Regions from separate parts of the Homo sapiens genome. Here all the other regions are linked to region 2. A link is a loop called in an ENCODE intact Hi-C map of the cell type or tissue named here. Cell type or tissue: PC-3. All regions are shown on one strand. Links, peaks and the distances in the headings refer to the core of each region. The heading gives the core; the rest is flanking DNA.

Evidence for each region. A loop is a pair of places that touch in the nucleus more often than their neighbours do. Peaks named below come from ENCODE experiments on the same cell type or tissue, not always from the same donor. Only the 100,000 strongest peaks of a DNase experiment are listed, where the experiment ranks them.
Region 1: a loop joins it to region 2, with 2.0 times the contacts of the local background. A loop is called at or near these places in 2 of 110 quality-filtered maps.
Region 3: a loop joins it to region 2, with 2.2 times the contacts of the local background. A loop is called at or near these places in 3 of 110 quality-filtered maps.

Annotation. Positions count from the first base shown.
Region 1 is chr14:71,623,247-71,634,102 of GRCh38, reverse strand. It overlaps SIPA1L1 (signal induced proliferation associated 1 like 1), which reads right to left. Exons shown (of 24, transcript NM_001386936.1): 7 at 9,867-10,055. Among named protein-coding and RNA genes, the nearest start is that of SNORD56B, 230 kb to the right of the region's middle. In PC-3, for the core only: no CTCF peak of the experiment used is centred there; no DNase peak of the experiment used is centred there.
Region 2 is chr14:71,570,382-71,581,237 of GRCh38, reverse strand. All of the region lies in intron 4 of SIPA1L1 (signal induced proliferation associated 1 like 1), which reads right to left. Among named protein-coding and RNA genes, the nearest start is that of SNORD56B, 180 kb to the right of the region's middle. In PC-3, for the core only: no CTCF peak of the experiment used is centred there; a DNase peak (open chromatin) is centred at 6,047; H3K4me3 peaks cover 299 bases.
Region 3 is chr14:71,646,820-71,657,675 of GRCh38, reverse strand. It overlaps SIPA1L1 (signal induced proliferation associated 1 like 1), which reads right to left. Exons shown (of 24, transcript NM_001386936.1): 8 at 7,167-7,341. Among named protein-coding and RNA genes, the nearest start is that of SNORD56B, 250 kb to the right of the region's middle. In PC-3, for the core only: no CTCF peak of the experiment used is centred there; a DNase peak (open chromatin) is centred at 6,235; H3K27ac peaks cover 877 bases.

The DNA.
Region 1 (10,856 bases), core at 5,340-7,839, 53 kb before region 2:
TAACATGTCATTTATCTTTTGCTTCTTTCAAGTTTTTTTTTTTTTTGTATTTAGTGTTCAAAAATTTTACTATGATGTCTCTTGCTGTGGACTTCTTTGGATTTATACTGTTTGGGATTTGCTCAGTTTCTGTCATGTGTGGGTTTACACCTTTGACCAAATTTGGGAAACTTCTTACCAAATATTTCTTTGAATACTTTTTCAAGGCCTGCCATCTTTCTCCTCTTCTTCCAAGACACAATTGTTAAATATTTTATTATAGCCCCACAAACCGTGAAGCTCTGTTCATTTGTTTCCCCCAGTCTACTCTTTGTTGCTCAGATTTGGTGATTCCTATTTGTTTTATCTTCAAGTTCACTGATTTTTTCCTCTGTCCCTTCCATTTTGTCTCTGGGGACAGGGGCTTCTAGGGTGTCTAGCCCATTGAAGTACCTTACATTTCAGAATTTATAATTTTTGGTAGACTGCTAATGGCCCATATTCAGGGTCCACTAGCATCCTAAAAACCTATCTACTGAGTTTTACATTTTGACTGTTCTATTTTTCAGTTCTAACATTTCCATTTGTTCCTTAATACCTTCAATTTTTTGCTAAGACTTTCTATTTTTTCATTTTTAAAAATCATGCTTGTGGCTGGGTGCTGTGGCTCACGCCTGTAATCCCAGCACTTTGGGAAGCCTAGGCAGGAGGATCATGAGGTCAAGAGATCGAGACCATCCTAGCCAACATGGTGAAACCCCGTCTCTACTAAAAATACAAAAATTAGCTGGGCGTCTCTAATAAAAATACAAAAATACTAAAAATACACACATTACTCAGGAGGCTGAGGCAAGAGAATCGCTTGAACCCGGAGGGTGGAGGTTGCAGTGAGCCGAAATCAAGCCACTGCACTGCAGCCTGGCGACAGAGTGAGGCCCCATCTCCAAAGAACAGAACAGAACAGAACATAACATAACATAACATAACATAACATAACATAACATAACATAACAATCATGCTTGTAATTGCTCATTGAAACATTTTCATGATGGCTGTCAGAAAATCATTGTTAGATAATTCTAACAACTGTGTCATCTTAGTGTTGGCATGTGTTGATCAAATTTTCCCTTAAGTTGAGATTTTCCCAATTGTTGGTATAAGCAGTGATTTTAAATTCAATTTTGGACATTTTGGATATTAACTTACGAGACTCTGGATCTTATTTAAATCCTCTATTTAGCAGGCCTTCTTTATTACCATTCTGGTATGGAAAAAATGACACTGCTAGGTGGGGTTGAACATCAAGTTCCCTCCATGACACCTAAGGGAAAGCAACACCTCTGTATTGCTAGGCAGTGGCAACAATTCCAGCTCCCTGCTGAGTCTCTCCTGATACTGCCCTGGTTGGTATCAGGCATGCATGATTACTACTCCCCACGTGGCTTTCACTGACACTTTGGTAAGAAGACCCCGTTATTGCTGGGTGTGCAAAAATGTCCTGACTCTCCACCAGGCCTCTTCTGATGCCACACAGTGGGGAGCTGGAGGGGCACTTCATTACCACTCCACCGTGATGAAAGTTCCAGTTCCTCACTTAGCCTTCTCTAACAATGCCTCAGCAAGGATTAGGGAGGAGGGAAGGCTGTGGGTTTTTTGTTGTTGTTGTTGTTAGCTTCTTTTTGTACTGTGCAGTTGGAGTAGAGAGATTCCTGTTTTAAAGTTTTCTAAGTTTGTTTTTTTTGGTCCTTTTGCTAAAAAGAACAGACATTTGGGGGACATTTTGGCTGTGCCTATAGGCATTTCCAGTTTGCTGACTTCTTCAGCCCAAGACTGGGATATATGAGCAAAGAGAAAACCCAGGGACCTCACAGCTATGCCATTCCAGAGATCTCAAGGTCCCTAACCAGCCTGCTGCTTCTCTCCACCTTTCAGATTCATTTTATGTTTGTTTTATATATGTGTCCAAGGTTGTTGGCTGTACCTAGCAGGAAGAACGCAGAGAAATACATCTACTCCATCTTTCCAGAATCCAGAGTCCAAACTTAGTTTTAAAAATATTTTGTTCAATTTTCCTGGTTATTCTCAATGGATGGGCCGGTCTGCAATAAGCAACTTTGCCATTACTGAAAGTAAAGACCTTGGTCATTAAAATAAAACAAAAAAAATTGTTCTAATTCACATTATTTGCTTTGATTTGTTCTTCATATACATAACTCTCTTAACTACTTCCTGAAGATAAATTTCTATACTGTCCTCCAAAAAGAATGACAAAGAAACTGGAAAAATTCCGTATTGAGAGCAAAAAATGCCAGTTAGAAAATGTATATCCTCATTGGGAATTACTAACAAAAATCCAACTGTTTTAAAAAAATGACATATGGATACTAAATAGTAAAGTTGTAAAAAGAAAAAACCTGACAGATGCTTTCAAAATTATTTATATATAAGTACACAGACATATTCTAACCTATTTTTATCTTTGGCATAATGTAAAGGAAATAATCCACACACAATAATTTTACCTAATAATGTTATTGTGCAAAATTTCTCACAAAGATAAAAAGTTTCATATTGGGTATTAAGTTGATAATAAAGGTACCTGATTTTTTTGACATTGAGATGAATTTCAATTCTACAGAAAAAGTCTTCATTGCAGTACTGTTTGTAAGAGAAAAGGACTTAAATCTACACATACATGCCCATCAATAGAGAAACTGATGAAATAAACTATGGCACAGCAGTACAACAAAATACTATGCTACTATGCAGTAGTAAAAATACTGGGAAACCTTTCTATGTACTGACGAAAAAAATCTCAAAAATATATTCCTAAATGAAAAAAGCAAGTGTCTACAGCCTGTTATATCTTGTATAAGAAAGGGGTGAAATGCATGGAATACTATGCAGCCATAAAAAAGGATGAGTTCATGTCCTTTTCAGGGACATGGATGAAGCTGGAAACCATAATTCTCAGCAAACTATCACAAGGACAGAAAACCAAACACTGCATGTTCTCACTCATAGGTGGGAACTGAACAATGAGAACACATGGACACAAGGTGGGGAACATCACACACAGGCCTGTCAGGGGCTGGGGGGCTGGGGGAGGGATAGCATTGGGAGAAATGCCTAGTATAAATGACAAGTTGATAGGTGCAGCAAACCAACATGGCACATGTATACCTATGTAACAAACCTTCATGTTGTGCACATGTACCCTAGAACTTAAAGTATATATATATGTATATATATAATATATAAAAGAAAGGGGTGAAATAAAGCTGCATATGCATATTTGGTGGTATCTGCATAATGAAACAGAAATACAGAAACTGCATAATGAAACAGAAATACTACACCTTGTAGTTAATAAGGTGATTAACTACAAGGCAGGGGAGAAAAGGGTCATAGGAACAGGTAGAAATGGAACCCCTGAATGTAAACATAGTCATACTGCTTTGATTTTGGGACCATTTGAAACTATTGCCTAGTTTAGATAAATCCTATAGGAAAGAAATTGGTTTAACTTTTATTTTAAAGCTGAATTTAAAACACAATCCACAATTCAAAATCCAGAAGACAAATGTTTGCCACCAGTTCCTGCATCCTTCTGAATCGTGATCCAAGTCCTCACGTGTGATCTTAGTCTTGCTGTGTTCTCTCACTGCAAACTGCAGTCCTACCACAGCCGCATGTCTTCCAAATGCTAATGCTATCAGTCCCATTAATCACAAAATCTTCTCATTGGAAGGGACTCTATCCTGTCATCCAATCCAGCCTCAGCCAGGCAAAAGAACAGCGATAGGCCAGCACAGGGTGATCACTACTTGTGAACACACAAGACAAAGCTACAGATGCCACTGATTTCTTCCCCTGACTAGATGGCCATGGTGGATATCTCCTTCCTGAAAATGTACATACGGATCCACCAGTTGTCTGGAATCAATTTGGTAGCCATCTGAACTCTAAACATGCATTAGCTAATATCATAATCTAAGAGACGATTAAAATTCTAGGAATGGCAATTGTTCTGCCAAAGCTTCATTTAGAGAAAATCAGTTTTGGAAAAAATATTTCCCCTATGGATCATTTTTCAAAACTAGCTGCCTGAATCAAAGAGAAAATGGCTAGTCAAACTCATTTATCCTCACAATAAAATAACGCAGCAAGGCAATGAATAGGCGAAGTCAGCAGAGAATTTCATTCATGTCCTTAATCAAAGGGTCAGTGCTATTCATTACCACATAAACATTGCTCATTTCCTTATATCCATTCTTGAGATATTTATTGCAGAGTTAAATTAAATATGATCACTTTCTCCCTTACTCTGACTTTAATAACCTGAAGGATAACTTCTTAAAATTTGAAACTCAATAAATATTTTCATTTCACTGCATTTTTAATAATCTAGAAAAACAGTGAAGATTCATTTAGGCAAAGTCACTACCATTTACATGAAACCTGACATTTCCTAATGAAAACAGAACTACCAATTTTCTCTACTGCAAACTAGCAACTGTACCTTAAATATTTATAAACCAGACCCATTCCAATTTTATTTGGGTTTAACATATTACACTGAATACCGGGCACTGAAGTCTGCAGCAATATAATTCCAGTTTCTTCTTCCATTCATGGGGAGGGAAAAGAGGACAGGGTGGCTGATGTACTGGTTGAGAATGCAGGCTCTAGAGTCTGAGTGCCTGGATTCAAGACCAGCCTGCACAGACTCTAATTGTGACTGGTCTTTGTGTCTCAGTGCTCTTAGCTATAAAACAGGAACAATAATAGTATCAAAGCATTCTGAGGATTAATTAAAATAATTCATGGAAACTGTTTCACACAGTGCCTGGCCTAGTCACTGTCAATAAAAATCATCTACTTTTGGCCAAGAGCAGTGGCTCATGCCTGTAATCCCAGCACTTTGGGAGGCTGAGGCAGGCGGACCACGAGGTCAGGAGATCGAGATTATCCTGGCTAACACGGTGGAACCCCGTCTCTACTAAAAATACAAAAATTTAGCTGGGCGTGGTGGCGGGTGCCTGTAGTCCCAGCTACTTGGGAGGCTGAGGCAGGAGAATGGCGTGAACCTGGGAGGTGGAGCTTGCAGTGAGCCGAGATCGCACCACTGCATTCCAGCCTGGGCAACAGAGTGAGACTCCGTCTCAAAAAAAAAATCATCTACTTTTATTACTCCCTTACATGTGCCTCACACTCCTGCTCAGCGGGATTCCTTGCTGCCTCATGAACGCACTGTGTGCTTCTGTCCTTCCGAGTCTCGTTCTTATTGTTCTGAGTATGGACCACCCAACTGCTTATTCCCTGGCCTGATGAAATCTTCTTCCCCTCCAAGGCCCATCTCATTCTGATCCAGTTAACCATTATGACTTGTCCCCACTGGCTTGTACCTCCATGCTCTTTGTTTGCAATTCTCTTATTAGATTTATTATATTAACCCTGACATCCATTACAGTAATTTATGACCCTGTCTCCTTCATGGATAAGGACTATGTCTTACTAGCCTATTTTGTTCTCTACAGTATTTAACAACCTGCAGAGTCATACTTAAAAAGCATTTATTGGATTTGAAACAGTCCTGCTTACTTGTGAAAGTGAGCATAATGTATCAACTACAACAGAAGCTCTCTCATAGGATATGTATAAAGATTAAATGAGATAATGTATGTAAAGGGCTACTAACAAGTTATTATCTTATTATCAACAGCTCCTATTTCTTCAACGTTTTATCACATGCTCAGCACTGTACTAAGTGCTTTACATGTGGGAACGCCTTAAACCAGGGCTTGACATAATCATCTTTCATTCCCCTTGCACAGAGTAGATGAAATATAGGTATTTTTAAATGACTGTTGAAGAAAAATGGCTCTGATATGGCAAATTTAAAAGTATCTGAATTTTCTACATTATTTAAAAGCTGACTTGATTAAATAACAAAATTCCTAATACTTCACAGTGTAGTTTTTTAAATTATTTATTTTTTTAGAGACGGGGGTCTCATTATGTTGCCCAGGCTGGTCTCGAACTCCTGGGCTCAAGCAATCCTCCTGCCTCAGCTTCCCAAAGTGCTGGGATTATAGGTGTGAATCACATCACCCAGCCTACAGCATAGTTTTAAGCATCAGAATATTCCAATATTCTACACTGAATTCCTAGTTAGAAATTAAAAAAATAAAGATGACAGATTTTTAAAAAAGAAATTAAAAAGAAAGTAATTCGAGATATGTAAATGGGATCTTGGAAATCTTAAAATTGAAGAGCTGTATTATGCAAATTTATATCCAGTGCTCAGGGCTATTAAGGGATGACAGGTAAGAAAAACAGCTCTGGGAATTTCTGTATGCCTTAATCCCCTTGACTGTAAAATAGGCCAATAGTTGGAATCTATTGCACAGGGTTGCTGTGAGGATTAAATCAGATTATGCCAGTAAAGTGATTAGAACATAGTAAAATGAAATATGTATTTATTTCATTTGTTTTTATCATGAGATGCCCCCAACTGTACTGTAAGTGAAGATCAAGGTGCCTGACAGTAAGAACACAAATTTTCTAAAGCATCAAGTGTTATAAATTCTTATTGGTGTGAAAATATTAGGAGGTTAGTTTTGTCTTCTCATTGCCATTTTAACAACTGACATGGGCATCACTAAGTAGTGAAAGGCGGGCGTGGTGGCTCACATCTGTAATTCCAGCACTTTGGGAGGCCAAGGAGGGTGGATCACCTGATGTCAGGAGTTCGAGACCACCCTGGCCAATGTGATGAAACCCCATTTCTACTAAATATGCAAAAATTAGCCAGGAGTGGTGGTGCATCCCAGTAATCCCAGCTGAGGTGGAAGAACTGCTTGAGCCCGGGAGGCAGAGGCTGCAGTGAGCCGAGATCGCGCCACTGCACTCCAGCCTGGGTAACAGAAACAGAGACCCTGTCTCAAAAAAAAAAAAAAAAAAAAAAAAAAAAAAAAAAAAAAAAAAAGTAGTGAAAGTCCCAGAAAGGCATCAGGATGGAGAATGTAAAAGCTTGGATAAGCTAAAAAAATTAGTTCGTTTTCTAAAATAAGTTTCTTCAGGAATTGAAATGCATACTTCAGCTCCCACATATATATCACTGTCAAGTTAAATAAAAAAATTATTAGATTTTTGTGCAGTGCTTTCTTTTATATTTAATAGATAAAATTTTAATTTTTCTGTTCACTTTAGCTTTTGATAGTGGTAAAATGAGGAATTAAAGCACCAAAGATTTGAAAGGCAAAATGCCACAATATAGGAAATAAATTGTGTCTTCTTTTACAAAGCATGGTTATGTAAGACAGTTAATAAAAACATAAAATATATTAAAAGAATCATTTAAACCAAATATAAAAAGAGATTTAAAGCTCCTTCTGATGAGTCCAGTTTCCTTGTATCACACTATGAATCTCTTTAAATATAACGACACACAAAGCTGGAAATTTTAAAATATGACGACACAGATGGAAACTAAAAATGCTTTGCAATGATTCATATGCATAATCCACTGCACTTATAAGCATTTCCTTTTTAAAATCTGTATTTGTAAAGGCACCAAAATAATCAGTTTCTCAAAATAATTCCAAGGCATTAATGAGATTTCCTACCAAAAAAATTACTCCCAAGACTAAAAGCCTAAGTATGCATGTCGTCTGCTTTATCTCAGTACAATCCAGGCTTTGAATGCTGTATGTATGGAGATAAAAAAAAGACAGAGGCTAACCCCCGGTGCTCTTTAGTCCAGACATGGAGCTGTTCATATAGAATAGCATGCTTTGAACCTCTAGATTCCACTGTCTAGTAAAAAACTACTGTCTAATAGTAATACTCCTGTTGAACGGGATGACATATTTAAGGCACTTACTTTCAAAGTAAAATTGAAGAGACTGACTGATTGCCAAATTTTAATTTTGCCTAGTAAAGATATTAAAGAAAACAACTATCATATATTATGATTAATAATTTATGAAGGAAGGGACATTTTAATGCTTCCAAGAATAGGAAGGCCATAATTTCAAAATAATGGCCAGTTTTGTGAATTAAATAAACTTTGAGTTCAACTCTTTATAGTGTTCTTATCTTTCCCATGTGGATAGGACTATAAAATATTTATCACAGATCAGCACCGTCTGTGATCCAGCACTTGGCATCACTAACAGAGGACATAAAATGTGTCAGAAATCCCCATAATGTCTACAAGTAGAGTATCCATTTTTATTTAATATAGTTAAAACAAAAGAAAATGGCAATAACTATCTCCTTTACATAAAATAATCTGTTTTAATAGAAATTTCAAATGTTAAGTATATGACTATATTATCAATGTCTAAATGTTTTTATTCTCCTTGATAAACACAGTAGTAGAAATGACCGAATCAATAAAGTTGGACCTAAACATCATTTTTCTACTCCTTTGTTAGAATAAATGTTCAGAATATTACTGGAAAACAGCCTCCAAAATAGTTACGTTTATATGTCAGTAGTCTTTTGAAGAATTCAAAGGGCAACAAATTTTCACATTATGAACATGGATACTCACAGCATTCTTCAGATGTATGTGTCAAATAGATATTAGCTGTGCATTATGAAAAGTGAAATGGATAGAAAAAGGCAAAGATTAGAAAAGAGACACCTGGCCAGGCGCAGTGGCGCATGCCTGTAATCCCAGCTACTCGAGAGGCTGAGGCAACAGAATCGCTTGAACCTGGGAGGCAGAGGTTGCAGTGAGCTGAGATTGCGCCACTGCACTCCGCCTGGGTGACAGAGTGAAACTGTCTCCAGAAAAAAAAAAAAAAAGAGAAGAGAGAAAAGAGACATCTAACTATTGCTTCATTATATATTCTCAGTGGCTGAATTAAAACAATAAATATACCTTAAAACTGATTTTTTGGACTCTCATTCATTTTAATAAAATTTGAATTTTTGATTAAGGAAATCCTATCCAAATCTGGTCACAAAATGACATTCAATAGCTGGACCCTTCTGTGAAAAATGAACATAATGGGGAAAAAAAATAAATAAACTACCTGAACCAATTTTATTTTTGGAGTAATTTTTAAATGTAATGTTAAAACTACTACCACCCACTACTAGGATGCAATATGGCTAAAATGCTAAAAGAAAGAATTAAAGTAAGAGTATATAAATATATTATCTATAAAATTGGCCCATATGCTCAAATTACTCTAAGCAGAATGTGAAATTTTACATTTTTATATTTAAAAATCTTGGCTAGAATATATCTTTGGTGGTACTAATAGACTTTGAAACTCTAAGCTTTTAAGAACAGCGCGGTGAAGTGGCACAGACTTTGAGGCAGACTATGTTTGCACCCTGGTTCCAAAACTTACTAACTGTGTGAAATTGGATTTATTACTTAATCTCTCTGTGTCCCAGAATCCTTCTCTCTAAAATGTGAATAATAATAGTACCTTTCTCACAGTGTAGGGAGATTAAATGAGATAACATATTTAAGGCACTTAGAAAAGGGGCTTGCAAATATGCTCATTATTATTAATTACTGTTATTACTGTATTGTCATTAACACAACATTATTATGATTACTGCTATTATTTATTCTTGGACACTCGAAAAACTTACCGTACATATGGAAGATTATCAAAAGAATTTAACGTAGTTTAAAGTGCCTTATTTATAAATTCTGACATGCAGAATTTCATCAGATGAGAAATGTTCAGAGTTCAGAGTTAAGAAAAAACAAAATGAGTAATTGCAAAGAGAGTGTCTTTCACAATAAAAAGTATCAATTATCTCCATCAAAACAAGAAACATTAAGGTCTGTATTCCGGAAGCCTAGCAATAAACCTGAGCAAGAATGCTCTCCTCAGAAAGGCAAACTCACCCCTTGTTCATCCAGTTTCATGAGCTGCTCTGTGACCTTGGGTGTGTTGAAGGCCAACCGCAGGCACTGGACATTGAGCTCAGGAACCACGTGCTCCAGCACTTCTTTGAGAGGCAGGCCTCTGGCTGTCGAGTGCTTGGCTGTCGACGGAATGGCGTCCTCCAGGACCGAACCTCTCAGTGTCATGAGCTGCAAGAGAGACAGGTGCTGTGGTGAGGCTTCTGGGATGTGAGATGCCTGAACACATGTACATGCACTGCAGGCCTGAACTGTGGGGCTCCTCACAGAGCTAGGGAATGATTTTTGATGGGTAAAGCCAGTGAGGGAGAAAGAATGAGAAAAGTGATGTAGGATACTGTAATATGAAAAATGAAACCAATGCTTTCAAGACCAGGGTGGGTCCAAAGGAGCACATAATCAAGACTTCTGAGGATATTTATTTAAAGACAAAAAATAACATTTCCTTAAAGAGATCAGTAAAGATCAAGGTCTCTATATGGCTATACCATGTCACTATGCATACTAATTAGGAAATTAAGAAGGCAGAACCCCAGAGCAATGTCTGAAGAATAAATACTTAGAATTTGGATGTTATACTTCTTTGAATTATAAAAAGGGGGAGATAAAGTTTTAAGCTTCATAAGGCATGGCTGACAAGCATAAACTATTCATATTACCAAATGCTGCTGCCACCGGACAATTATCACCATCAGTACAGCAGCACAGGCAATAGCAGCTGAAATTACTTTAGATTTTCTCTTATTTCTTAAAATACCTTCCCTTCTTAAAATACCCTCCATTAATACCTTAAGCAAAGACATTTTCCTACGTAATGATGTTGTTTTCAGAGAAAAGTTAACCAGACATGAAGCCTAAAGTAGTCTTAATTTCCAAAAATGTCTACAAGGCAAAGTTTTGTTAACCTAATTTAACTGCTGCATGGGGAAAGAAGAGAAAACCCATCAAACTGAATACATTTCCATTTAGCAA
Region 2 (10,856 bases), core at 5,058-7,557:
GTAACATAGTGAGTTCCCATTATTTTTATTAAAAAGCAGAAAACACCACCACTACCACCACTAATTTTATTAAACTAAGAAATTTCTTAACTGATTTGACCATGGACTCACTTAAAAAAAAAAATCAAACATTTTATATCATGCATCCTATTGAACATAACTGGGGACAAACAGGCCCATATTTCAGAAGAATACAGGATAAAAAACTGAAAATACATTACAAATTTTGATATGTTATAGATAGACAGATAGACAGGCAGGCAGGCAGACAGATTAAAAGGGCAAAGTTAGTTCACCAAAGGACTGACAATGTTTGTCTTTTGATTATGAGTAATTTCTGTTTTTTTATTTATATTTTTTATTTTCTGAAATGAACATGTGTCACCTTCATAATCAGAAACAAAACTTATGAGAAAAAAAGCCATCTTTCTGTTGCTAAAAATATAAAATATGATCTGGGAATGCAGTATGATGACCACACGTTTAAATACTAATTCTAAGATACTATACTTTGTTAAACCTCCAGCCATTCAAATCACCAAAAAAAGTAAAAATCCAACAGATGTCAGGTCCTTCCTGTAAGATGTTCTTGTGCTAAATCCCCTAATTAAAATGAAATCACAGAAGGCTGTATAAAGTAGAGAGTACTAAAGATTATAAGATTAGCAGTATTTATAGGATTTGAATAATTATTTCACATAGATGATTAACACAATTGCTTATATCTCCTCATTTACAGATGCTTTCCTTATATTTAATATTGACATAAAAGTTCCCTTGTGCCCAGCAGCCTTCACCTTGTCCCCTCCCAAGACTGTAGTGACCTAGGAAAATCAGATGAGGGTACCTACGCAGAGCACAGGTTGCCATCATTAGTTCCCCTTTCCTGGGAAGCATCTACTTTCCTACGTATATTCTGTCCTTTTCACAGTCCTCCTTCTGCAGGATTGAGGCTAAATCTGAAGAATGTCTCTATGTGGACTCACACCAACACCCTGGAGAGCTTTACTAAAGTGCTACGTGGTATCAGTGGCTCAAGGAATCGCATACTGGGGAAGAAGAACCTGGTAGTACTGATTTTCTTCTTTGAGGGCAGAAGAGAAAGCGATGAAGTCAGATTTACATTAGATAAGCCATGAAAATTGCCTTTGATCCACATATAATGAACTCTGTAAAAAACGCAGCAGAGAATCTGCATCTCTAAGACAAATTTTCAGGCTGCTAACATTGGCGATTTGAGACAGTCACTGTCAGTGACACAGGGCGCCATCTCTATCCTCAAGTCTCTATTATCTAACTGGAAAAAGAAGACAAGTATGTAGGAAACGGGAAGGGGCTCAGTAGGAAGGAACACCACAAATGGCTTTATTAAGGATAGTGCAGTTTTCTTATTTGAATATTTATGTTCCAAAAAGAATTTAAGAAACTGCACTTGAAAAAACACGTTTAAATTTAGCTGAGGAAAAAAGTAGAAAGGAGCATAAGAACAATGGGTGAACATAATATCCAAACTATTATTAATCATGATTGATATCAACAGTAAGCATATTTCCCTTAGCAGATTTTGAAATACCACCCAAGAACCTAGAACGTAAAAGAAAAACATTAAAATTACTCCACATTGCCTTAGCATGTCCTTAAATACAGACTGCATATGGTTCCTCTGTCTGTCTGACTGTACCGTTATCTCTGAGCATAACCTCTCTCCCTCAAGGGATCTAAGACAGCAGGACTCTGTCACCCATTTCGTTTCCTCACACATGCTCATTCCTCTCCTTCAGTCCTCACCAGCACCCCAGGAGTACAGCTGACCCTTGAACAACACAGGTTTGAACAGGGAAGGCCACTTATCTGTAGATTTTTTTTCAATAAATACACTAAAAAATATTTTGGAGAACTGTGACAATTTGAAAAAACTACATAGCCTAGAAATATAGAAAAAAAAATCAGTAAAAAGTAAGGAATGTCATGAATGCAGAAAATACATGTAAGATATTAGTCTATTTTATCATTTACTACCATAGAAAATACATAAATCTACTTAAGGAGCTAAAATGTATCACAACTTATGCACAGAAAGATCATAAACGGTGCGGTCTGCAGCTGAGAGAAATGTAAACAAATGTAAAGACGTAATATTCAATCATAACTGCATACAATTAATTGTAATACATACTGTATTCCTAAAATAATTTCATAGCCATATCCTGCTGCTATTGCGGTGAGCTCAAGTATTACAATTCTCTGATTAAAAACTAATCCTCTCCAGGTGAGCAGTTCCTCTCTCTGACAAACTTCATGTCAGAGTAAAAAAGTGACCTCTCGTGGTTCTGGTGTATTTTTCACGCTTAGTAAAATACGTTAACCCCAAATAACACCATGGGACCCATATGAAGTGCCACTAGTGATGGTAAAAGTGCTCCCAAGAAGCAAAGTCAGGATTTTATAAGAAAGAGTTGGATTGTTTGATCTGTACCATGGACTGAAGTCTGCAGCTGCAGTTGCCTGCCACGTCAGACAGATGAAGTAAATTTACAGTACTGACAAATACAGTAAAGTACTGCAAATGTATCTTCCTGATGATTTTCTTAATAACATTTTCTCTTCATTAGTTTACTTACTGTAAGAACACACTATATAATACATGTAACATACAAACTATGTGTTCATTCACTGTTCATGTTATCAGTAAGGCTCCTGGTAAACAGTAGGCTATTAGTCAAGTTCTGGAGGAATCAAAAGTTATACTCAAATATTCAACTGCATTCAGGGTGGGAGTTTTGGTGCCACAATCGCTGCATTATTCAAGGGTTAACTGTATCTCCATTTTACGAATGAAGAAAGAGCATAGAGAGGTAAAGGAGTGGTCAGGCCAGGTGCAGCGGCTCACAACTGTAATCCCAGCACTTTGGGAGGCTGAGGAGGGAGGATCACTTGAGCTCAGGAGTCTGAGACCAGCATGGACTCAAACAAAGCAAGACCTCAAACAAAGCAAGACCTTGTCTCTACTAAAAAATAAAAAATAAAAAGTCCGGGAGCAGTGGCTCACGCCTGTAATCCCAGCACTTTGGGAGGCCAAGGTGGGCAGATCATGAGGTCAGGAGTTCAAGATCAGCCTGGCCCACATGGTGAAACCCCGTCTCTACTAAAACTACAAAAATTAGCCAGGCATGATAGCGTGTGCCTGTAATCCGAGGTACTTGGGAGGCTGAGGTAGGAGAACTGGATGAATCCGGGCAGCAGAGGCTGCAGTGAGGCGAGATCGCACCACTGCACTCCAGCCTGGGTGCCAGAGCAAGACTCTGTATCGGAGAAAGAAAAAATAAAAAATAAAAAAAATTAGCCAGGCGTGGTGGTGTGTGCCTGTGGTCCCAGCTATTCAGGAGGCTGAGGTGGCAGGGCTGCTTGAGCTCAGAGGTTTGGGGCTGGAATTAGCTGCCATCGGACCACTGCACTCCAGCTTGGGTGACAGAGCAAGACCGTTTCAAAAAAAAAAAAAAAAAAAAAGGCATGCCCAACAAGCCATAAAGTTAAGCAAATTGTGTATAACACAAAGTGCAGCTGGGCGCAATGGCTCACACCTGTAATCCCAGCACTTTGGGAGGCCAAGGCAGGCGGATCACCTGAGATCAGGAGTTCAAGACCAGCCTGGCCAACATGGTGAAACCCCACCTCTACTAAAAGAATACAAAAATTAGCTGGGTGTGGTGCTATGTGCCTGTAATCCCAGCTACTTGGGAGGTTGAGGCAGGAGAATCATTTGAACATGGGAGGCGGAGGTTGCAGTAAGCTGAGATTGCACCACTGAACTCCAGCCTGGGCAACGGAGTGAGATTTGTCTCCAAAAAAAAAAAAAAATAAGTGCTCACTATATAGCAGGCTCTCTCTCAATACTGGGCTAGTGGTTACAAAATTTATGGTAGAAAAACTACTTTGAAAATATAAAAGAAAAAAGGCTCCCTTATAGCCTGTGTACCACTTCTGCAGTCCAGCGCAGGCATGAATTTCTATATCCTGTGGATATGGATACAGTGAGAGAAAAAGTATTTATTGATAATTAACTTTAACTTTTTAAAAATGCTATGGTAGTCATGTCACTTTGAGAACCTTCAGTGGCTCCTCAACTGCCATGCCATTATTTTCTTTTTCTTCTTTTTTTTTTTTTTTTGCTCTGTCACCCAGGCTGGAGTGCAATAGCATGATCTCAGCTCACTGCAACCTCTGCCTCCCAGGTTCAAGCGATTCTCCTGCCTCAGCCACCCGAGTGGCTGGGACTGCAGGTGCCCGCCACCACACCTGGCTAATTTTTATATTTTTAATAGAGACGGGGTTTCACCATGTTGGCCAGGCTGGTCTCAAACTCCTGACCTCGTGATCCAGCTGCCTCGGCTTCCCAAAGTCTGGGATTACAGGCATGAGCTACTGCACCTGGCCCCTGCCATTATTTTCTTATTTAGGCCTGGATTTTAGGCCTGGAATTCAAGAGTAACTGGCACCTGCCCACAAACTGTTTCCTTCTTATATTAACAGAAGGAAACAGGCTTGCCCTAAACAAACCACTGTGCCCTCTTCATAAAGCTCTACCAAGTGACTCAGCCTGCATGAAGAATTCAATATTGACAATTTAAAACTGTAAATTATAAAGAATACCTTGTCTGAGCCCATCATTTTCCACCAGTAGTAGCCAGAAACTGTAAGTCCACCTAGGATTAAATAGCAAGTGTCAAGTCCAGGTTTACATCCAGATTTCCTCATTCCCCTACTCTTACCCTGCCTGTTGCACCATGCTGTCCTTTCAGAGCATGCTTGTTCAATAATCTGTTTCCATCCATTGTAACCAGTTATGTATGCATCAGGCACTGCTCATTATCTCACTAACTCGCTAAAGCAATCTTTAAAGAGCTATTATCTACTGCAGTTTGTACATGAAGACCCAGCAGCTTAGACGAGACTGGGTCACTGCTCGAGAGTCTGATCCCTAAGCCATGTTCCTTGTACCAGGGCACCCTCCTTTCTAAAAATGCTTCCCTTTCTGCTACTTACTGAAATTTCAAGATTCAGTCTACCTGTGGTTCAGCCTTCTCTCCCCAGTGAGACTTTCAGGCTCTTGAGGAAAAGATCTGTCCAATCCTTATCCTGAAAGCACCTAAGCTTAGTACCCTTGAAATGTAATCACTAGAAATAAAAGTTACGTGCTTTCAGCTAAAATAGAATGGAAATTAACTGATAAATTATCAGAACTTCTATTGTAATCTAAAACGTAATCATGGTTATTTCACACATATCTGTGTTGACGGAGAAATGCCAAAAACAAGTCCACATTAGCAAAATTTAATAAAGGTTTCAGCTTCATCTTTCTCTCTTGAAGAGCCTTCACAACAGTAATGAATAAAAAATAGTGGGTTTGACCTTCTCACCCCAATCCACTCATCAAAGGAGCATGAAAAACAGGCATAAAAAGGAGCAAATCTATTAAAAGATTAACAAGAAGTGACACAGAACTGGATAAAACACTGTCACAATGAAGTAACTAAAAGATAAACTAATCCACAATAGAATCGACTATTTAAAATCCCAGCAAATAAACATATTCTCACAGGACAATGGAAGGCAGTGTGGTTAATACAGCATTAAAGGGAGAGACAACTAAAACCAGAAATTTAAAACAATTACCATCAAATTAATGATGGTCAAAATAATTTTTATCTTTTACCCTCAAATAATTTTTCTCCCCACACAAGTCTCTCCTTTGCCCCTTTTCAGTCATTTTTGAACCCGGTTATATGCTTACTGAAAATTTTAATAATTGAAATAGTACAGAAAAAGTGAAAAGTATACGTCTTCTTCTACATGTCCCAATCCCAAGCCCAATGATAGTCACTCATCATAGTATACATATTCTTCCAGGCACTGTGTGTGGGCTGGGGGCACAGACAGTAAGACACTGAATGATAAGGGCAGAGGAGAGAAAGGATCCAGTGCAAGGGACAGTCAGTTCCGCAGCAACTTAAGTATTTACAGAGCCAGAAAAAGAAAGGCAAAGGGGTGGATGATTAAGAGCCAAAGAATCCACTTATGCTCACAAGCAGCAAAGGACCTCCTCCCATTCAAAGCTGATGTAAAAATGCTGGATGAAATGCTTCATATTGGAAACATTTTGAATCCTTTATTTATATCATGGTTCCGAAAATAGAGGCCCTATACAAATAATTCTGGCAACTTGTCAACAGAAATGAAAGCAGGAGCAAACAAAGTATCTTTCTTTAATGCATACCACATCCTTCCAGTTTTTTTTAAAAACTATGCACATATGCAAATATACATACATTTTATGCCTAACTTTCAAATAAAATTATTTTTAATCTAATCCCCTAAACTTAAAAATCTCTGATTTCTAAGTGAGATTTTCCTCACAAATGTATTAACTTGATCATTTAAACTCTTATTAACTAGAAAAAAAATTAATCAAAACGCAAACCAATAAAGTGTTCAAAGATAAAACCTTGTGGCAGGAAGTCTTTTTTTTTTTTTGCCAACCTTTTCATTTTTGTGACAAAGTAAAATAAATCCTCTAACTAGAATGTAAGTTTGATCTTAAAACATAGTCTTGTGTGTCTGCAATAATGCTTATTTTAAAAACTGATCACTTTGCCTATTCAAGACTGTTTATAAGGTGCATATTAGCACGAGTCTTAGCCTCCTTCGCTTAAATCCTCAAGGAGATAGCCTCTCTGTTTTTGCAATGTCAGAATTTCCTAAGTGCAAGATAAATCTCCCTAATTAACAGCCCAATCTCTCCACACTCTTCCCACCATGCTCCCTGAACCCTGAGCTCCAGTCAAAGGGAAAGGAAACCAGTTAAAATTTCTTGAATGCACCGGGTTCTCGTGAGACTTCAGGTGAAGCCAAGTGGTAACTTTTGCTGGAACACAACTCCATTCAATTCTCTTCCTTCCTCCTCCTGTTTTATTCTTATCCACCCTTTACTCCTCTAACTCTTACTCCTCCTTCAAGATTGCACTGGGGTATGTTCTCTTTCAGGAAGTTGTCCACCCCTTCCACTCCCACCCCTACCCCACCTTATTCTTTTTACAGCATCCCTTGGGATTACTACAGGAAATTTATGGTGGTTAAAAATCAAGATTTTTGTTGTAGAAATCAAAATTTCTACTTTAAATAAATCATGATTTCACTATGTGTTATTACCTTCTAACACCAGAACTGCTGCCAAGAAAAAGTGAGGAACTGTCTTTTTGAAACTTTCTGGCATCACTGCAGTTAAAACAAGTTTTAAAGAAAGAATATGTTGAACTAAGAAAAATTCTTTGACAGAACACAAGCACAAGAAAAGGCCCATCTACTGTTCTGAGTATAATAAGCATCAAAGGCATACAAATCAAAACAACACTATACACATTAGGAAAAAGTACTGGAATACCAGTAACCACTGTTAACAGTGACAAAGTTAAAATAGACATGTCGCTAGAGATAATGGATATTGTTTCATTTTAGGGGGAGAAAAAAACCATTGGCAGGTAAGCCAGAAAATATTCATGTTGTTGAGCTCTGCAATCTCTCTTTCGACATTTGGAAATGCATAGTTGTTGAAAGCAGGAGGGATTTTCCTCTGCCCAGCTCTCGGGCATCTTTCCTCCTTCAGCAGGTCCCAGGAGCTCTGCTGGTTTGCCCTTCCTTGTGCAGCTGTAGACATCCACTCTTTCTCTTGAGGTCCCAAACTTTCTCCACATCCTTGGTTCCCAAAAGACAATCAAACAGGACACACTGTGAATGCTCAGTTTTCTGATGCGCCACCCACTGAAATGTAAGTGCTTCAGGCCAGGAACTGCATCTTATTTGATTTTAGGATACTTAGTCCTTAGCAGAGGCTTAATCATAAATGTCAACCACATTTGAATAGGAAAATAGGTGGTAAAACAAACACTGAGACGTGATTTTACAATCTGTAATAATTGTCCAAAGATACTTACTGCAATGCTATTTTATTTTTAATTCGTTTATGTTTTTATCAAAGTAATATACATAGTAGTTAAAGGCAAATAGTACCACAGGCATATAAAGTGGGGGAAACCGATACTGCTTGACTCCATCTTCTTCAGTCCCAAGAACAGCCACAGCCACTTTCAATACATAGCACTGTTTCCCTCACTATTTCCTTATTCCTAAATAACACGCTCATATTGCTACTTTTTAATTTGTCAATCTTACGTAGTAAATGTTGAAGTCCTGTTGTGGAAGATGAGAAATCAGCATGCTTCCATTAAGTGTCTCTCCCATTTCCTTACCCCATTCTATGTACCTATTTATGTTCACATGTGTGTATATTAGTTATATCACATAGCTATATATATTAGGATTTACGTTACTACGGCTATATTTGCTCAGTTGCTTACTTTACTTTTCCCGAACTTAGTAACAGTTTCATTTATTTTCATTTGCTTTATTTCTATATACCTACGCTTAATTTTTCCTACATACAACATAAGAAGCAAAAAAATCTTGTTATTCTTTCCACACAGTCAAAAACAACAGATTCCTATCAATTCCATTTCTCTTCCCTGAAGAACTCTCTCCTAGGGCTCTTCTCATGCCCCAATCTAGCTGCTGATCTCTAGGTCTCCTGAAGAGGTATTCTGGGGAACATCCCACCAATCACCATCCTGACAGTTCCTTTCTTTCTCTCCTGGATGGATCCCACGTCTCCCAGATTTCATTTCTTCTTTTCTTAATTCACTCCCTCACCTGGATGGACCACTACCTTCTTCATTTAGTAACTGCCTAAGAAGGGGTGCATGGGTGGTAAAAGCTTTGAGTCTTAGCATGCCTAGCTTTAAACTGACTGATGGTTGGCTGGGCATAAAATGACAGGTAGTAAAACATTTGCCATTAGAATTTTCAAGGTTGCTATGGTCCGAATATTTGTACCCTCCAACACTCATGTTGAAACTTAATCCCCAGTGTGGCAGTATTGAGAGGAGAGGCCTTTAAGAGGTGAGTGAATTATGAGAGCTGTCCTTGTGAATGCTTAATCCAGTCACAGATTAATGGGTTAATGGATTAATGGGCTATCATGGGAGTAGAACTGGTAGCTTTATAAGAAGAGGAAGAGAGACCTGAGCTAGCAAGTTAGGAGGCTCAGCCCCTCAGCATGTGATGCCCTCCATCGCCTTCTCGGGATGCTGCAGAGTCCCCACCAGCAGCAGCTGGACCTTGGACATCTCAGCCTCCATCTGTGTGAAATAAATTCTTTTTAAAAATAAACTATCCAGGCCAGGCACGGTGGCTCACGCCTGTAATCCCAGCACTTTGGGAGGCTGAAGCGAGCGGATCATGAGGTCAGGAGATCAAGACCATCCTGGCTAACACGGTGAAACCCCATCTCTACTAAAAATACAAAAAAAAAAAAAAAAATGAGCCAGGCATGGTGGCAGGCGCCTGTAGTCCCAGCTACTCCGGAGGCTGAGGCAGGAGAATGGTGTGAACCCGGGAGGCGGAGCTTGTAGTGAGCCGAGATTGTGCCACTGCACTCCAGCCTGGGTGACAGAGCAAGACTCCATCTCAAATAAATAAATAAATAAATAAATAAATAAACCATCCAGTTTCAGGTATTCTGTTGTAAGCAACAGAAAATGGACTAAGACAAAGGTATTATTTCATTAACTTCTAGCTTTTACTGTTGGAACTGAGCAGCCCAAAATAGTCTGATTCCAGTTTTTTTTATGTTATATGCTCTTTTCTGGATTTTTTTTAGGATCATCTGTTTAATACTGGAGTAGTCTTTGTGTTGTTCTTTTTATGGTCCTTGTACTGGACACTCAGTGGACCTTCACAACTTTCAGTTGAGTAAAATTTTATTTTATTACTCTTTGATTAATTCCTTTTCCTTCCCATTCTTTGTTCTTTCATTCTGTAAATGTTCTATTCATTGGACACTGGGCCACCTGAACACTTTCTTATTTTTTTCTCCTGCACCCTCCATTTCTTTATCTTTTTCTCTTAGGTATTTGAGAGACTTTTTAAAACATCGTTTTCCAACCAGATTATTTAATCTTTCACATTGATTCTTGGGCTCAATTTTGAAGAAATTTTGTGTTCTCTGTTTCTTCCGTTTAAAAAAATCATTCTGGCCAGGTGCAGTGCCCCATGCCTATAATCCCAGCACTTTGGAAGGCCAAGACAGCTGGGTCACCTGAGGTCAGGAGTTCGAGACCAGCCTGGCCAACAGGGTGAAACCCCGCCTCTACTAAAATACAAAAATTGGCTGGGTGTGGTGGTGCGCACCTGTAATCCCAGCTACTTGGGATTACAGGTGGCTGAGACAGGGAGAATTGCTTGAACCCAGGAGGCAGAGGTTACAGTGAGCCGAGATGGTGCCACTGCACCCCAGCCTGGGTGATAGAGCGAGACTCCATCTCAAAAAAATAAAATAAAAAATCATTCTATTCTTGTTTCATGAATGCAGTATTTTCTCTCGTCCTTCTAATAAACTAATTTTTTATGTTTCCATTTCATCTTCAGTATCTTATATTCCCCAAATTTACTTTTCTTCTGTTTTGTTTTCATCACTGTCTTTTACATGCTAAGTTTTGCTAATATGTCTGCTATAACTGGCTATCCTTTTGTATTTAAAATTGAGGCATTAAAATAGCAGACTGGGCCAAGCACAGTGGCTCACACCTGTAATCCCAGCTCTTTGAGAGGCCAAGGTGGCTGAATCTCTTGAGCTCAGGAGTTCAAGACCAGCCTAGGCAACATGGCAGAACTCTATCACTACAAAACTTTAGCCAGGTGTAGTGGCGTTCACCTGTGGTCGCAGCTACCTGAGAGGCTGAGGTGTG
Region 3 (10,856 bases), core at 5,003-7,502, 76 kb before region 2:
AGACAATAATTTAACAAGACCATTAACACTGAAGAACAAAGTTGACACAGCAACGTCTAACAATTTTTTTAAGACTTAAGCATGTTGTGTTCTCACTTTCCTTAAGAAAAAAAAAACCTCTACTGCCTTTATCTTAACAAAGTTTCAGAATCAGTGTTCCCACAAGTACCTGGAAGCTGCAGAAAAAAGTTATTAACTTCCCAACTCAAAGGGAATACCTGTTTAGACTCAAAGGATCTGGACTTAGGGGTTGCAAAAGGAACAGAAGTACATTCACTGTAGGTAAACTCAACCCTCTATCAACCCAATTTTTTTTTTTTTTTTTTTTTTGAGACAGTCTCACTCTGTCGCCCAGGCTGGAGTACAATGGTGCGATCTCGGCTCACTGCAACCTCTGCCTCCTGGGTTCAAGCGATTCTCCTGCCTCAGCCTCCTGAGTAGCTGGGACTATAAGTGCATGCCACCATGCCTGGCTAATTTTTGTAGTTTTAGTAGAGACGGGGTTTCACCATGTTGGCCAGGATGGTCTCAATCTCCTGACCTTGTGATCCACCCACCTTGGCCTCCCAAAGTGCTGGGATTACAGGCGTGACCCAACATACCTGGCCTCGACCCTATTTTTTGAGGACCAAAACACTTGATGGCATTTTAGAGAACGATGCTCTCAGACAAAGTCTCTGACACATACCAAAAGGCAACAGTAGTTCTGAAAACTTAGTATGCACAGCATCAGCTGTGGAGCTAAATTAAGAGGCAGATTCCCAGGGCCCACCCCCCAAAATACTCCTCAGTGGGTATAGGGCCTCACAGGGGAATCTATTCTTCACAGACACTCCCAGGTAGCTCTAATGCAGTAACTCCGCTGCCGTTAGGTACTGCTCTAAGAATAGACTACAACTGTGGCTTGCAGACAGCTTTCTAAAGATATTCTAGAGCTCTGAGTTTCAAGCTTGAGCTTGTTGGAGAATCTTAATTTTGAAGCTGACATAAAATGCGAAGGCTTAAAAATAGTCAAAAATAGAACAAAGCAAAGACTACTTTTCAAAAATTGGAAAACTATGTAACAACATATAAATATCCAAGAAAAATATCTTCTAAGTATTAATGACCATCACAACAAAAAAACTGTGTATTACTACAACAAAGGATTCAACTGAACTATTTAAGACAGGTCTTGAACGTGAAGAACTTATCTATTGTCAAGAACCCTTTCTATAAATATGTATAGAACAGATCAGCACATTTTAAAACTTTAAAGTGAATGTGTCACCACTGACGTGTACTTATACATGTGTTTCAAGTCAATTTTAAGCAAAATTAATGAAACAGAAAAAAAAAATGTCATTGGTATTCATTTATTACACTGTGCTTTATATGCCTGCTAGTTCTAAAAGGATTACTGCCAGAGAGGAAAACTGCTGGGGAAGAAAACACTGAAGATCATTTATTTTTCTACTTCTAGCCCCTTCTCTCTGTCCTCCACGTCTCATTTCACACAATGTATGCTATCTGACCAGCCTTTTTCTGAGGTCTTTTAGATTCATAGAGTTTTGCTGATAATTTTCAACAGTTTGGGAATAGTTTCAGAAGTTTCAGAGATGAAACTAGGGCTAAAATAATGAAACTTTTCTTTCCAAGAAGAAAAGAATTCCAAAATCCTGAAATTACTATGCACTTCATAGAGGTATTAAACTTTACCAGAAAGAATGAAAAAAGAATGTTTGCTATAAAGAAATAATTAACAGAGTAAACAGACAACCTACAGAATGGGAGAAAATATTTGCAAACCATATACCCAACAAAAGACTAATATCCAGAATCTCTAAGAAACTTAAGCAAATCAACAAGAAAAAAACAAACAGCCCCATTAAAAAGTGGGTAAATAACACAAATAGACACTTCTCAAAAGAAGACATACACGTAGCCAACAAACATGAAAAAATGCTCAACATCACTAATCACTGGAGAAATGTACATTAAAACCACAATGAGATACCATCTGATATCAGACAGAATGGCTATCATTCAAAAGTCAAAAAATAACAGATGTTGGCAAGGATTTTGAGAAAAGAAAATATACATACACTGTTCATGGGAATGTAAATTAATACAGCCACTATGGAAAACAGTATGGAGATTTCTCAAAGAACTAACAATAGAACTACCATTTGACCCAGCAGTCTCCCTACTGGGTATCTACTCAAAGGAAAAGAAATAATTTTATCAAATGGCACCTGCACTAATTTGTTTATTGCAGCACTGTTCACAATAGCAAAGGCATGGAATCGACCTAAGTGTCTATCAATGGTAGACTGGATAAAGGAAACATGGTACATATACATCATGGAATGGTACGCAGCCATAAAAAAGAACATCATCATCTCCCTGGCAACAACACACATGCAGCTGGAGGCCATTATCCTAAGTGAATTAACGCAGAAACAGAAAGTCAAATACTGCATGTTTTCACTTACAAGCAGGAGCTAAACAATGGGTACACATGAACATAAAGATGAAAACAACAGACATTGGCGAGTCCAAAAGTGGGGAGGAAGGTTGAGAGGAAGGGTTGGAGAACCCTACTCCACCTCAAAATCTCCACCTACTGGGTACTATGCTCACTATTTGGCTAATAGATTCACTAGAAGCTCAAGCCCCAGCATTATGCAATATACCCCTGTTAACAAACCTGGACATGTCCTCCCGAATCTAAGACTGTTTACTATATTACTAAGGAATAAAGCATCCAATGCTCTTATTATAATATTTTTAGTGACCATGAAACCCTGAAACTATGAAAGTTTTAATAGAATGACTATCAGGAAAATGAAAAAAAAAATGCTTTTTTATCTGGTTGAAGAGCGTATTGAGCAACTCTAAAGGGACAATGTGCTTGTAGAAGGAGGATGAAAGAATGATGCTACTTCATATTTGTATAGAGCTTTAATTAATAAGTAAATTCAGGCATTATATAGGTCACCTTGACAATCACATGATCTGCCTCCTTGACAATCACATGATCTGCCTCCAAATCTTTCTTTATGAAAAGTCTTATATCTCTTTTAAGATCTTGAACCTCAACTGCATTTATAACACTGCTGAAAAATGGAGGAGAAAACAAACAGTCACTAACATTGCAGCAAATTAATGAAGGCAGGGCTTTGAAGGAAAGCTTTTACAAACGGCTTCTAAGTCTCCTGTGTACTGACGTGACAAACAAGCCTCAGTCAGGAAATAATTCCCCCAAATAATCCACGTACGTAGCTAAAAATGAGGATGGTCTCCAGCTTTCAAATAACAAACTGCTTGGTGGGAAGTTTATTGTATTTATTGTAGTGTGAGAGAATGGTAATTATCTAGGTTATATCATCCAAATAAGAAAACAAAAAAGAAGGAAAAATCCCCTATTAAAAATTTCTTCATTGCAGAATTGTTCCAGCCTGTGACATATTTATTTGTAGCTTGCTTGTTTGCTACAAATCCTTATTTTTGAAATGTGTAGATGGTCTTTGCACAGATAACTGGGAAAAAGAAGAAATGGTTCAATAGTTCATTACTTCCCTGAGCCTCGTCCTCCTTTACAAAAATACTAAGAAATGAATATGATGATAATGCATGAAGTAGAGCTATCTCATGAGCTGGTTTGAGTACTGTTAGCTCAAGGGCTTAAGAGGGAGGAAGACATAGGCTAAAGGCCGGTCTTGGGGCTTTGCTATACTTCATTCTACATTTATGCTTTCTCTGAACACTTCATTAACCACACTACTGGGATCTATTCTACTTTCCTAATGCTTGCTAGCTATCTAACCATGGGCATGTTACTTAATCTAAAGAAGCCAATTCTGTAAAGTGGGGATAATTGGTATCTAGCAGGTTTGTCGGAATTAAACGAGACGGCATACATATCAAAAGTATCTGGGACTTCTGCTTCCAGCCATAATGAAGTGCTTGATACAGCACTTACCATGCCATTGTGAATAACTAGAAAAAATGATATAATAGCTGAAACAACTGTTTGCAGACATTGGAGAACAGGCAGCCTTGGATAGTGATCCTTGAGAAAAAAGAATACAGAAGATGAGCCCTATGACCCCTGGGCTTTCTACCTAGAGGTACTTGTGGGACAGTTGACACAGAGCAAGGTACTGAAGGGGGAAGCCAAGACAGACTCGAGTTCAGGAAGTCTGAGGTGACTGATATTTGCTAGGCAGAATACCAAAGAGAAAGAAATATCAGATGAAAGGTTCAGAAATCTGAATAGGGGTCCCTTTGAGTCTTGAGTTGGACAGTAAGCTGCATATGCATATGCATAAATTCCAAAAGCCAAGCAAAGACAAAATATTAGGGAAAGAACAACTACCAACGAATTATAAGCCAAACAATTCCACAGTTCACACTGGGTTGGGAGACATTAATGAGTTCTGAACAGCCACAGTAGACACTTCATTGAATATTCAAGTACTGAGGTGCAAGAAAAGTCATGCCTTAGTAGTAGGGCTAAGTTAGCCAGAGTAAAAGCTACTCTAGGTATGCTTTAACAAAGCTTAAAAATAAGACTCATAAAAATCAAGCTGTTCTGCAACTTCACTGCCTGCCAAAACAAAACTCAACACTTAAAGAAGATAACAAAATTAAGACACTGAACAATGAAACATTTACAATATCCAACATCTTATCAAAAACAACCAGACATGTGAGGAAGTAAAATATATACAAAGGAACCCCATTAAAAAAAGAAACTGAAAATGAGAGAAATGATGAAATTAGCAGATGAACATTTTGAAACAACTATTATAAATGTGTTTAGGGATCTAAAGGACAGCGTGAACCTAAAAAGGTGAGAATAGAAGACATTTAAAAAGATTATCAAATGCAACTTTTGGCCCTGAAATATAATATCTTAAATGGAAATTTCACTGGACGGGATTAACAATGAATTAAGATACCATGGAAGAAAAGAAAAACACAAGGAGCTTTAAGATATATTAATAGAAATTATCCAAACTGAAGCACAGAAGGAAAAAAAAAGGTTAGGGGGAAAAAAAAAAGAACCAGGGCCTCATTAACCTGTGGTACACCAGTGAGTGATATAACATATGTGTAATTGGAGTCTCAGAGAGATGGGAGGTTAAGACAGAAAAAATAAAGAAATAACAGCAGATAGTACTTTAATTTGATAAAAACTACAAACCCATAGATTCAAGTGACATCTACAGTGGGAATGATCCTTGAACATTTGTTCTGAAAAGCACTTTTTTAGAAAAAGAATTATATTCAAAGTTTCTTGACACAACATAAAGTTAGATTAAGTATGGTGAGATTACATCACAGCACACAGAACGAAGTCTTATCTCTAGTAGTGTCCAGCCCAGTAGGAGGCAGCTGAGGTGTACAGAGGCTGGCTGTTGCCTATTTTGGTGGTCTATGATTATTTAATGCAGGTTTAAATGGCATAGTGAATAGACTCTAGTTTTTGCCCCTATTAATAAGCTTGGAGTAAAAGAGATGATTTTGCGTACTGTCTTCTTTGGGGCTTCAGAGTAGGAATACTTCCCTACTTTTCGTTCATTTTAGGAAATGCGACATTTTAAAAGGACAGAAGGATTCTTTGAATCCTTCTCAGGAAATATGCCCTGAAAGGTCAGACATGCCTCATAAAGTTGAACTACTTAAAGGAGAGTAGTTCAGTGAAAAAGAATCTTTCCCTGTTGAAGGTATTATATAATTCCAAAACTACATTAAGAGGCTGTTTGGTAATCCAGGCTCATCCCCCTCTAGCCTTTGCAGTTGTTGGGATAATTGGACAAACTGTGCACAAAGTGCTTATTTTGTGTATTCCACTGCCTTACTACATGTCATGTTGCTTAACGATACCCTAGCTATACATTTCTCACATCACCCTTCATCACAGATAACACACAATCTTATCAACTCCCAGTCTGACCATTCATTTATAGTATCACTGAGCTTATTACACATTCTCTTCCCAGATCCTTTCAATAACTGTTTGTGGTAGTGATAATTTATACAGCACAACAAATGGGGGCAACATGAATGAACTGTACCAGGTGAATATCAGAATAGCTGGATAAAAAGAGTTTAAGGACATACTGAAATTTAACATCTTTATGCAGTTGCAAGCAGAGTACAGAATGTTAAAATAATATTTAAGCAGCTAGGCTATTTATGGGTTTTAATAGTCTCTCTTGCATGTCGTTTCCAAGTTGGCAACAGCAAAACCATGGCAACAGGAAATTCTTCCCTGCAGTGGAGTTTATGAATGCTTTTCTGTTTTCATGACTCAACTCCTTATTTAATTTCCTGTACAGAAAATCAGAGAGATTACTATAGACTGCAATACAGATGTGCTAATCCCAAGACCCTCTCAAAGAAAAACAGGTCACAGGTGTCTATGGATGAATTTAAAGATAAAATTTAAAACTGCTTTCACACAGACACATAGCAAAAGTCAACACACTCTTTGATTAGTCCCAGCTAACCAAAATAGGCATTTGAGAATGTTAACTATTTTACTGACAACTTGGGGACTGGACATGGACAACCTTTTAGGTTCATGCACCATAGTTAAACAGATTGTTTCATTATCATGCTTTTAATCAACACATTTTATGAGCTAAACTAATACCAAAGCTAAAAAGCCTATTTTCTCAGAGATTAAGTAGACTGTGAATAATAATAATAGAAACAAAAACCCTAGATGTAAAAAGAATACAAAAAAACAAAAACAAAGGCTGACTACATAGATAAACATGAAGACTATGAAATGAATTAATGGAAGTCAAAAATTCCAGGCTTACACTCAGACAGTTGTAAGTTTCCGGAGTTTTTAATCACCCTAACATTTGGCTAAATGTAATGAAATTTACACAATGCTCACCCAGGAGCAATTCTGCACGATCTGTGTCACTGCCCCACTCCATGCACACACCTCTGACAACACTATTTTTTTAGAGTCTAATTCTAGCTACTTTGGTTATGATCTTCAACTGTTCTGGTGCTACATCCTCCCTCTCTGGCTTTCTCTCCCCCATCACCAGCAGTGTTCTGCGATAAATGGCAATGTTGCTTTACGGATAATTTAGCAGATGCACAACAGCACAACAGGGGGAAAATAAGCCTAGTAGGAGGGTGTAAGTATTTCTTACTTTTGGTATCAAGCTGTGCTCGATACTTCTCAAATCCTTTGAGCCGAACTCGCTCTCCCAATAGTTGAAGAAATTCTTCAAAGGCTGGGCCAGCTGACTCATTGTTGTACATCTCTTCTTCAGTGCTCTGTCCAGCTTTGCAGTACATGATGCCTACTTTCTGCTGGTAGTTCAGCTGTGAAGGCAGGTAATACGATGCATATAAATATAGGCAGATCCACTTTGTCCCAGTCAAATGCTAAAAGGTCCTATAGGGCACATGCCCAGAAAATAGCTAACACCTTTCTTCTCTTGAAATCCTTCTGTATTTTCCGTCTTTGATCCAAAATTAAGTGGAGCAAGTATCTACGAACTTCATGAACTGAGAAAAGGCCAGAAAAATAAATGAAAATTTCCTGTATGTAAAGATCATGCACCATTAAACAGATCTGTTGGTACTATAGGAAATTTCTGTTAATCAATTACAAAGTACAAAATGAGGTTATTAAAAAATCCTGGTAACTAAAGGCAATTCTTTTTTTATGGTGTCCCCCCTTTTAAAAGGGAGGTCTTTACAAATTTAAAAGCAGAGGTCTACTTTATAAAACATATTTTAAAATAAACTGTTTTGCACTAAAAGGTCCACTAATATTTTTGCAGTTTTTTTTTTGTAAAATTAGAAAAGACTTATCTCCCAATACCCTTTTCCCAATATATTAAATTATAAACCTTGCCTATATCTTTGTTACAGCACTACTATCATCAATACTGTACTTAGAGCAACTTCTCTTTCAAATAGTTTTCCAAAGGATGAGTGTCTGCAGAGAAACTTTAAAAGAGGCCTCACAATGGCAAATCAGCTAATGGCAAATATTTCTTCCTCAAATGCAGTTAAAATGAAGGATTAAGAGATTTACTTATAACATTAATCAAAACATTTATTCATCATTGAAAAGTCCAGTCATTTTGCAAAGAAATTTTAAGGTGTTACTGATCATTTAACAAGCAATGAGTTTTCAACATAAAAATGTGTACTTTGGGCTGGGCACAGTGGCTAATGCCTGTAATCCCAGCACTTTGGGAGGCTGAGGGGGGCAGATCACTTGAACCTAGGAGTTCCAGACAAGCCTGGGCAACATGGCAAAACCCTGTCTCTACAAAATGTACAAAAATTAGCCAGGTGTGGTGGTGCACACTTGTAGTCCCAGCTACTCGGGAGGTTGAGGTTCGAGGATCATTTGAGCCCGGGAGATTGATGTTGCAGTGAGTCATGACTGTACCACATACTCCAGCCTGGGCAACAGAGCAAAACTCTGTCTCAAAAAAAAAAAAAAAAAAAAATTGGACTTTGAATTCTCCAATGACATTGGGACAATTCTTATCACTTAATCCTATTTCCAGAGTGTCATTACAACCACCACATCAGTAAGGTTTTATCTAATAAAAGGGGGAAGAGAAGAGGTGAAATTTTAATAGCTAACATTTATTGAATACCTATCATATGCCAGGCACTACGTGCAGTGTTTAACATACATTAAATTCTTACTCTCACAATAGCCCACAAGGCAAATATTACCCCTGTTTGACAGATGAGCAAAGAGATCAGAGAATGCAAGAGAGAGGAACTAGTACAGTAGGGAGAGACACAAGATCATAAAGAGTCAGTTCTGTGACTCAGCTCCATTAACTATCACCAGAACTCAACCAGGTTTGTCTTTGGACAACCGCTGCAACATATGTCTACAACTTCTTATTTGCAATTCTGAAGTTGAAAGGTAGAAAGCAAATTTAGGCAAACATATTTGGCAGCAAAACTTGACATGGGGCTGACATTAGTACTTTTAATTTATTCATCTTTGTGTGAATATTCATGTTTCCCCTGCATAATTGATTGTGGGGTACTGCCCCAGATCTCACTGGGAATATTACTATATGGGTCATACATTTTATTATCCCTCTAAAATCTGAAAATTCCTCAATTCTGAAACACAGCCAGCCCTGCCACTTTATATTAAGGGACTACGAACCTGAACTACCATTTTCAGCTTTCCAAATCAAATGGTTCAAATCGTGATAACGGAAAATGTCACAGGGGAGAAAACAAATGAACAAACAAAAAAACACCTTTGCTTGCTTTGTCTCCCTCCCCTGCACCCTGCTTAGCTGACAAGAAAGCTCAACAGCCTTTGCATTGTGCATAGACAGGAGGGTTCCTGGATATATATATATATTTTTGAGATGGAGTTTCGCTTCGCTCTTGTTGACCAGGCGGGATTGCAATGGCGCAATCTTGGCTCACTGCAACCTCCGCCTCTGGAGTTGAAGCGATTCTCCCTCCTCAGCCTCCCAAGTAGCTGGTATTACAGGCATGCGCCACCAGGCCTGGCTAATTTTTGTATTTTTAGTAGAGATGGGGTTTCACCATGTTGGTCAGGCTGGTCTTGAACTCCTGACCTCAGGTGATCCACCTGCCTCGGCCTCCCAAAGTGCTGGGATTACAGGCATGAGCCACTGTGCCTGTCCTGGAATATTTTTAAAACAGCATACAATCTGACCTACTGCTACCTTGATTATGAACAGGCACACATTCGGGACTTAGTTCATTTTTGTATAGCACACATAAGAAAAAAAAATCAGGGTAAAACTTGCTGCACACTACTGACATTTAACCCCTTTCTTAGCGGGCCTGCTTCTAATGGCTGAATGTGGCTAATGCTTAGAAGGGAACGCTCCCACAGGTAAAGGTTTCATCTTGGCTTTAGAATTGAGCTAAGTACCCTATTAGGTCTCAACAAATAAAAAGGGAGAGATAGTCTCGATGTCTATTACAAAAGAAGTCCTTAATACAGCCAGATTCCAGGGCTGAACATTACCTGACTCTCTCCCTCCAGGGAGAACAAAAAGATCAAGCAATCTGTAGACAGGAAGGGGCTTTAAGTTACATGCTGTCTGGCTATGCCTTCCAGAACAGCCTTCGCTTGCAACAGGGTAAAACAAAACTCACCCTGACTAATGGAAAGCATTACAGCGACACTGAATTTGTGGGTGCCTATTTAAAACTTCATAGATAGAGGCCTAAGATTTCACTGTGCAACACTCAAAAGGATTAATTTATTTAGATTCATTTATTAAAAAAAAAAAAGTTTCCTGCAGAAAGAAGATAAGAAAACATCCCCCAAAGTAGTGGACAAGCAGAATTCAAGGACAGGACAATGTGCCTCTTTTGACTGAATTCTATACCCTAGTGAGCTCCACCTGCTGACAGAACAAACCGGTTTTGCCAGTTGTGAAAGGAATGATCCTTTAAGAGGATTAGGAAATTCCTTACAATGTCAAGTTTCCTCTGGTTTGAAACTGTGTCAAATATCACTTGCTGTATCCTCAAAGGTGACAATGTGACTGTATCTTGATTTCTACTCCAATTAGATCAAAGGTAGGTAGCATTCTCCGAACTCAGGCTCCTAGAATCCTTAGCAGCCATGCTCCCAGATAGAATGAGATGTTGACAAGCAGAAGTTAAGTAAATGTAATCAGGAACATTCTAAGAGAAGGAGCTAATGTACATGGAGTTGTAAAGCCATGATGTGGGGATTTTGGATTGCTTTGAGGTTATATAAAACAGTATTTATTGTCTCAGAAACACACAAACATACCTACGTGGGCTTATGGATCTACATATACAATACTTTAAGGTAATGATCAAAATAGAGT